Regions from separate parts of the Homo sapiens genome. Here region 1 is linked to region 2. Evidence: read pairs that join two places in POLR2A ChIA-PET (ENCODE). Cell type or tissue: MCF 10A. All regions are shown on one strand. Each heading gives the region's core, and the rest is flanking DNA. Links, peaks and the distances in the headings are about the cores only. Region 1 overlaps SDCCAG8 (SHH signaling and ciliogenesis regulator SDCCAG8). Region 2 overlaps LOC105373262 (a long non-coding RNA gene).

Region 1 (4,398 bases), core at 162-4,161, 830 kb before region 2:
AAGAATACAAGTAATGACTCGAATCCGTTTTCTGACATCAGGTCTAGTGTTTTCTACTGTACCCACTCAATAACTTATATGCTTCCAGAAATAGGGAGGTGGACTAGTACTAATGATGAAAAGGAAAATATACAATGGACATAAATAATCAGATGTTTACCAGAAGCTATTTTGTCCAGTGACCTTGAGACCAGAAGTTGGATGGTTAATTGGAAGGTCAAAAAATACATGACAGGTGATGGATATGTGGGGCTGAGGCATATTTTTTGTGTGTAAGGATCACCTGATTTGGCATGCCATGTCATTTGCCCTGGATAAACAACACCCAAAATACATCTTTTATTGCACCCAATTTTGATTTCTCCAAACTAAGTGAGGACATAAAGACACTTGGGAAACAGCCTTCATGCAGAATTTGCTATTTTAATGGCCCTTGCCCACCAAATCTTTTACATTTATTTCAGGCACACCTAATTGGACAAACTTTTTGTGTTGGGGGGTGGAAATTCAGCTTTGTTGAATGCTTCTAAATCACTCCACTGCGTTTTCATAGAATCAGCAACTCTTTTTTTAACAATCATACTTCTGAATTCAGCAAACATGGAATTACGTTTATGTAAGCAGCACACACAGGCTTGGGAAGAAACATGGCTGACTTTAGGAAGTAGAGCACAACTGTTGGGAGCACAAGCGCCCATTTGTGCTGGTGAGTAGCAGTCATTGGCCATAGCACTGAGTGTGCCGTGGACATCATTCATGTGTTTGACAGAGGGAAAAGGAAAGGGTTAGTTGTTGGGTGATCAGGGTAAGTGGTGCTCCATTTAGAGAGCTTCTACTGTACTTTGGAAGGAACTACCTGAGTCAGACAAGTAAAGATGTATAACATAATAACTGGTTAAGAAGAATGTGCATTGCATTCTCCATGCACTATCTTTCCTCCTTCTTTTTTTAAGACAGGGTCTCACTGTCTTTCTTGCCCAGGCTAGAGTGCAGTGGCACTATCACTGCTTACTGTAGCCTCAACATCCTGGGATAAATTGATCCTTCCACCTCAGCCTCCCGAGTAGCTGGGACTACAGGCATGCACCACCATGCCGGCTAATTTTTGTATGTTTTATAGACACAAGGTCTCACTTTGTTGCCCAGGCTGGTCTCGAACTCCTGGGCTCAAGCCATCTGCCCACCTTGGCCTCCCATTGGGATTATAGGCATGAGCCACTGCACCTGACCAATTTTTTTCTTTGTGTCAGAGAAAGGCCAACTTGGAGGCAGAAGAAAGGGAACTTTATCTGTTTCCTTTCTGCTTTCTCTGTTCCTGGCTTAAGAACATCAGCCTCACCCCACCCAGAAGCTGGGCCAGTGGAGCTTTTATATACTGAGCAAACCATCCATAGCTACTTGGCAATAAAAGCATCGGCCACTGTTCAGCCTGGAGAATATACCTCATGTACAGGTTTTCAGGTGACCTGCTGCCCAGTTGGGGCTGCTTGGGGCTGCAGCCAGGCTTTCTCGGATGGGGACCTGATTGACTCCTTGCATAAAAGTCATGGAAGGACTACTTTCTTAGGAGACTGTATGGCTGAAAATACAAATAGCTTCAAATGGGTTTAGGAAACTCTTGGATTAAGAACCCATGCTTGGCCGGGCACGGTGTCTCACGCCTGTAATCCCAGCACTTTGGGAGGCTGAGGCGGGCAGATCACCTGAGTTCAGGAGTTCAAGACCAGCCTGGCCAACATGGCGAACCCCTGTCTCTACTAAAAATACAAAAATTAGCCAGGCACAGTGGCCGTGTCTGTAATCCCAGCTACTCCAGAGGCTGACAGGAGAGTCACTTGAATTCAGGAGGCAGAGGTTGCAGTGAGCCGAGATCGCGCCACGGCACTCCAGCCTGGGTGACAGAACAAGACTTCGTCTCAAAAAAAAAAAAAAAAAAAAAAAAAAAACCATGCCTCATTCTTAAAAGGCATTATGAATGTATTAAGTCTCATCGCTAAATGAGGAATGAACAAATCAATAGGTAATGAACAACTATTCTCTCTCTAAATTGGGTGAATATAATCCTTCCACTTTTCCTTTTATTTTGGGGGAGGAAGGGGATCTGAGCATCCATTCTATTTTTCTTCCTTAATTAGGTCTTAGTATCTATCAAGATGGTGATTATAGTGTGTGTGTGCCTGCGCACGCACACACACACTATCTTACATAACTGCCTGTTTACTCCTTTGCTACACTGTGACTCAAAGGGGTGGGGCAGCACTTTTGCAAATGTGTTTTACAGACAATCCGTCCTTCACAGATAGTCTTTGAAAAAAAGGTTTGCATGATATCTTAGTTTTGGAACATACTGCATAAACTATGTACTTTTTAGAGAGTCAGAATGTACATTAGGATATTAAAAGCATTGATAAGTCTTCAGAATTATTAACCATTTTTAAAATTTAAGTTATAGTTCAAATAATATAAATAAAAATATTTGTAAACATTTAAAACTTTACAAAGAAGGGTAAGGGGATATGGTGTGAAGAGCTACAAACTTCCCTGTGGGGTGGTTCTTGGAGACATGTCACCAAACTAAGCATGTAAATGGCTTCCTGTGGCATTTCTTAGAGGAGCTAAATAGTTTCTGCGTGGCTTTGTGATCATCTTTCACCCTTCCTGTCCCAACCGTGGCTTTTATTTTGGCTTTATTTCCCTTATAGCATAGTGTGCAGCAGGATTCCCGAGTCCTTGCTTCCTAACTCATGGGTTGGGAGAGCTGCTCATGGCTGTAGCTGCTGCAGGCACCCGCATTGCTGAACAATGGGAGGTGTCATCCACAGGTGAAGCTTGAGGTGTGGTTCATCCAGGCTTCTGGGACCTTGTCAAGGCATAGATTTAGACAGAAACAGGTCCTCCAGGGCTTGGTTATGTCCATTACTAAATCTGGCTGTAGCAAACAAGGAGAGTAAACATCTTTTCTTTATAGTTCATGAGCTCTGAAAAGGGATTTTCTGTTGTTCCGTTCTTCTCAGGAATCTAGAATCAAGTGTGAATAAAAGTAGAGAGGTGGTTGGTGTTTGTTCATGTATTTATTTTATTTATAGTTCTTTCACTCTACATACATACATTCTTCAGATATGTATTGTGTTCTAACAATGGTAACAGGGGCCTGTGGTAGGCTTTGGGGTTGAAAAGATGTGTAAGACTTAACCCTTGTCTCTCAGAATTCACAGTCCGGGTGCTCGTGCCTGAAAGACCTTTTCCTCCCCTGCCTAGAGACCTCTTATTTCCCAAGACACAGGTCAGCCATCATCTCCAGTACAGGCTTCCTTAATGCCACTCTCTGTGTTACTCAGCACTTCGTTCAGACAGCAGTTTGCTCAAATGTACAGGACATTATAATTATTCTTTGACTGTCCAACTTGTTTAGACTGTGACTCCTTAAGGACAGAAACCATACTCTGGTCATCTTTGTATCTCTTGCCTATAGTTCAGATCCTGGCCCTTAGAAGGCATTTACTAAATGAATTTGTAGTCCTTTTTATCTTCTTTTTAAAAATCATCATATTTTATCATCCTTTTTATCTCCTAAAATTGTAGAAGGGTAAAAATGAGACAAAAGCAGAACTTGATGTGTATGTGCAACATTTAAAAAATATTTTATAACCTCTCATGTATATCTTCATGTTTGGAAAACCTACTCACTATATGTGTGTCTAATTACTATTATGAAGTAATAAAAATCTATAGTTTTATTGTATAATGATGCACATCCAGTGGACACTCAGTAAGTGTTAATCACACTATTAAATATGCTTTGATCTCATTATAACTGGAGTGGCTGCCTGGCTCTACTTAGGCTATTTAACAACTCATTGTGTTATTAGTTGATCCTTATTTTTCAAGGTTTGTAGGTCATGCTTAATGGAGCGACTTGCTAAGGTTGTTAGCAGTTACATAAATGACTCTGACTTTACAAATTTTATGATAACCATTTGGAATGAATTATATATTTTCCAAGCTTTTGGTTCCCCCAGTGGCTGATACATTAAAGAATAATTGGTAAGTTGCAAAATTTGTGACAGTTTTGTTTTTAAAAAATCAGCTAAATTTGGCTTTTTACATATTGCTAGTGATTTCTGTATCATAGATGAAGGAGATAGCATAGACTTGAGGCTGGGAAACACGTTTCTTCTTTCACATAGCCAGGCAGAACAGCCCTTGGAAGACGATCCTTGGAAACACATTATCATTTCTTGTTCAAACCAAATATACTTAACTTCTGTATCTCTTCCACTTTAAAATCATTATTTTTGTGACCGACGTCTGGAAGTGCCCCAGTTTTTCCACATGGCCCTTAACACATAGTGTTAGTGTTGCATTTCGTAGTTCTCATTTTGAATTATGCCTCTGTGT
Region 2 (4,398 bases), core at 216-4,215:
TGCCTTCTGCCATGATTGTAAGTTTCCTGAGGCCTCCCCAGCCCTGTGGAACTATGAGTCAATTAAACCTCTTTTCTTTATATTTAAATTATCTAGTCTCGGGTATTTCTTCATAGCCGCGTGAGAATGAGCTAATACAGTTACAATCGCTTTTGATGTCTTTGTCATGAAATCTTTGCCAAGTTCTATGTCCAGAATGGTATTTCTGAGGTGATCTTCCAAGGTTTTTATAGTTTCAGGTTTTACATTTAAGCCTTTAATCCGTCTTGAGTTGATTTTTGTACATGGTGTGAGGTTGGGGTCTAGTTTCAGTCTTCTGCATATGGCTAGCTAGTTCTCCCAGCACAAGGAGAGTGCTGGGAGAACAAGGAGTCCTTTCCTGATTCCTTGTTTTTTTCAGCTTTGCTGAAGATCGGATGGTTGTAGGTGTGCAGCATTATTTCTATAAATCCCTTTCTAATGAACAATTCTCAGGTTGTTAATAGGTAAATGTAACTCCTGGGCCCAGCCCCTAGGGCTAAGTTGGCTGTTCACATTAAAATGGTGATCCTGGAGTCTGGCAATGTTAACAATTAAACAACTGTGCTCAATCCTATAGTCCCAACCCTTTGGGAGATGGAGGCCAGCCTAGAAAACATAGCGAAGCCTCATCTCTACAGAAATAAAAAAAATAGCTGGGGCTGGGCACGGTGGCTCACGCCTGTAGTCCCAGCACTTTGGGAGGCCGAGGCAGGCAGATCACCTGAGGTTGGGAGTTCGAGACCAGCCTGGCCAACATGGAGAAACCCCATTTCTACTAAAAATACAAAATTAGCTGGGCATGGTGGGGCGTGCCTGTAATCCCAGCTACTTAGGAGGCTGAGGCAGGAGGATTGCTTGAACCTGGGAGGCGGAGGTTGTGGTGAGCAGACATCATGCCATTGCACTCCGACCTGGGCAACAAGAGCGAAACTCCATCTCAAAAATAAATAAATAAATACATAAATAAATAGCTGGGCATGGTGGTATACTCCTCGCTACTCAGGAGGCTGAGATGGAAGGCTTGAATGAGTCCAAGGTAACAGTGGGCTATGATTGCTCCCCTGCCCTCCAGCCTGGGCAACAGAGCAAGACACTGTCTCTAAAACAATAACATCAAAACGAATGGTGCTGTTATTTCTCTTCTTATCCACACATCTCTCATCCTTGGTTTTAAACATTTTTCAATGTCTCGTATTCATATTGTTAGACCTAGTAATTCTCCTGCTATGCTATAATCTCTCCTAAGTGTGAGAATTAACGTAACCGCTGGCATCCGAATTTTTTGCTGAGAAAAAGATGCTATAGTCAATGATTGGGTAGGAAATGAGCCCTACGCTTAAGAGTCTGCTTGTCAAGCGGCCTTGCCACTGCCCAGGATGCGGTCACCGCTCTGCATTACTCAGGAGAAGGACCAGAGAGTGGAGAGTAGAAATGGGAAGGAGGAAGAGGATCACTAAGTGGCACCATCTCTGGACCCCCAAAATCTTCAGCAGTGTCTTCTAAACACAGTACTGCTTCTTGTGAGTGATTTCCTGTTGTGAAATCCAAAGAAGGAGCTCCGTTTTATGGCAGGATCGACATGGTCTAGGAGCAGAAGGCAGCCCTGAGCAGGCCACGCCCCCATCAATTGGCAGAAAGCTTCAGGATGACTGTGGCTTCCACCAGAATTGGAGCTTCTGAGACAATGTCACCTGGAATGTCATGATCTCAACTGACATCTGGGTTTCTCGGAGATTCGCCCAGGATTTGGTGTACAAGGGTGTTTATCACAGAATGACATATAACATTGAACAATTGGAAACCTAAAGGTACAACAGTGATCCGGCTACATGAATTAAGGGTGAGCTAAATGAGGAAATAATATGCAGCCGTTAAAAATTATGTTTTCAAAGAACATTTAATGACTTGGGTAAAACCTTCTGCTATAAGGTCAAGGAAAGACAAAAAATTCAGAATATTACTGTTGGTATTAGTTCTTTTTTTTTTATAAGTGCCCTTTTCTTGACTTAAAAATAAGACTAAAATTTTAACATAGATGACCCCAGAGTTTGTGGGATTATAAGAGTTTGTGACTTTTTTTTTCTTCTCTGTGATTTCCAAATGCTCCATAATGAGTGGAGTAATTTTAAAATCAAGGAAAATAAACATGACTTTTAAAGAGTGGGAGTGCAGTTTGTTTGTGTTCTTTGGTTCACTTGGCAGAGACTCAGGAGAGATGAGCAAGAAGGATGTTGCCCTTAAGTAATGTTTGGTCGTGATTTGTTTACACTGTACCTGTTTAGATAGAGACAACAATTGCTTAGCAGAGATGAGAAAAGATATTATCTTTAGGGGATCAGCAGTGTTTTCAGGGAAAAAAGAAAGAAAGGAAAATCAGAGGGAAGAGATAGGAAACAGAGGGAAAAATATGTTTAGGCTTTTTATAAAAATGGACTTAGAACTATCCAGTGATTGGCCGGGTGTGGTGGCTCACGCCTGTAACCCCAGCACTTTGGGAGGCCCAGGCGGGTGGATCACGAGGTCAGGAGATTGAGACCATCCTGACTAACACGGTGAAACCCATCTCTACTAAAAATACAAAAAATTAGCCGGGTGTGGTGGTGGGCGCCTGTAGTCCCAGCTACTCGGTAGGTTGAGGCAGGAGAATGGCATGAACCCGGGAGGCGGAGCTTGCAGTGAGCCGAGATTGCCCCACTGCACTCCACCCATCCTGGGCAACAGAGCGAGACTCCGTCTTAAACAAAAAAAAAAAAAAAAAAAACAACTATCCAACTATCCAGTGATTTCTTTATTTCTTTTTCTTTTTTTTTTTTAAAAGATGAAGTCTCGCTCTGTCACGACACAGGCTGGGCGTGGTGGCAGGTGCCTGTAATCCCAGCTACTCAGGAAGCTGAGGCAGGAGAATTGCTTGAGCCCGATCTCGACTCACTACAACCTCTGCCTCCTGGGTTCAAGTGATTATCTCACCTCAGCCTCCTGAGTAGCTGGGATTACAGGCGCCCGCCACCACACCTGACTAATTTTTGTGTTTTTCACCATGTTGACCAGGCTGGTCTCAAACTCCTGACCTCAGGTGATCTGCCCACCTCGGCCTCCCAAAGTGCTGGGATTACAGGCGTGAGCCACCGCGCCTGACCAATTTCTATTTCACCTTTTTGTGTTTCTAGTTCTCTTTTACCAAGTCAAAGAAGTGGAAGTTGGATTATCCATGTTTTGGCAATCATGCTGGAAAGAATTTACATGTGTGTGCACACACAGAGTGAGGCAAACCCTACTCTCTGTGTCTCCCACGAATTAACTGGTATAAGTAAGGACCTTGACCCCCACACCTGCCAAGCCCCACAGAATTGAGGAAACCTTGATCATGGAGCACAGCAGAGTGGAATGTGATGTTTTTCAAATCTCCCTGCTACCAGGCTCAGAGTTGCATGAGGCCGGACCTGACATATGATGATCCCCAAAATAGTTGAGGAATAAATTATATCAGACAGGGCTGGGCATGGTGGCTCGCGCCTGTAATCCCAGCACTTTGGGAGGCTGAGGCGGGAGGATCACCTGAGGTCAGGAGTTTGAGACCAGCATAGCCAACATGGTGAAACCCTGTCTCTACTAAGAATACAAAAATTAGCCGGGGGTGGTGATGGGCACCTGTAATCCCAGCTACTTGGGAGGCTGAAGCGAGATAATCACTTGAACCCGGGAGGTGGAGGTTGCAGTGAGCTGAGATTGCGCCATTGCACTCCAGCCTGGGCAACAAGCGTGAAACTCCTTCTCAAAAAAAAAAAAAAAATTATATCAGACACTCTGGGTCAGCCAGAAAATGCATCCAGCCCAGTGCCCCATCCCAAACTCTGGTGCCACAAAGACATAGCTGATCTTCTTGATATTGACCACCAAAGAATAGGATCACACTCCCAAGACATCCCACAACTAATTCTGGAGACCATGGTGTGACTTGGAATCAAGGACAAGTTACGCTGCTTCTGCCCGTGCAACCCTGGCCAAGCACGTCACCTCACCAGGCCCCACCTTCACAAGCATAGCTCAGGACTCAGGGATTTTCAAGGTAGTTTCGAGCACTAATAGTCTATGATTCTTTGCCTGTAAACTTTACATGCGAGAGATTGTGTGCGTGTGTGTGTCTATGTACGTGTGTGCATGCGTGCGTAATGCTTATTTGCCCAAATGGAAGATAACTTAGTGCATAGATGACAATTTCAATGATATTTAACCCTAAGGGAAAAATGAAAATAAACACCATTTGTTGAGCATCTCTTGAGTCTCTGGGACTATTCTTGGTGTTTGTGCCATGTTACCTCGTTTAATTCTTACAATAACCCTAATTATTCTATAATGTTTTTACACAGCGTGCAGTTT

What was found. ChIA-PET counts read pairs that join two places held together with the same protein. Peaks named below come from ENCODE experiments on the same cell type or tissue, not always from the same donor. Only the 100,000 strongest peaks of a DNase experiment are listed, where the experiment ranks them.
Region 1: POLR2A ChIA-PET joins it to region 2 with 8 read pairs; 3 of 35 experiments call an interaction of 5 or more read pairs at or near these places.

What each region holds. Positions count from the first base shown.
Region 1 is chr1:243,445,331-243,449,728 of GRCh38, forward strand. All of the region lies in intron 16 of SDCCAG8 (SHH signaling and ciliogenesis regulator SDCCAG8), which reads left to right. Among named protein-coding and RNA genes, the nearest start is that of MIR4677, 100 kb to the left of the region's middle. In MCF 10A, for the core only: no CTCF peak of the experiment used is centred there; a DNase peak (open chromatin) is centred at 2,231.
Region 2 is chr1:244,278,805-244,283,202 of GRCh38, forward strand. All of the region lies in intron 1 of LOC105373262 (a long non-coding RNA gene), which reads right to left. Among named protein-coding and RNA genes, the nearest start is that of SPMIP3, 72 kb to the right of the region's middle. In MCF 10A, for the core only: no CTCF peak of the experiment used is centred there; DNase peaks (open chromatin) are centred at 1,617 and 2,227.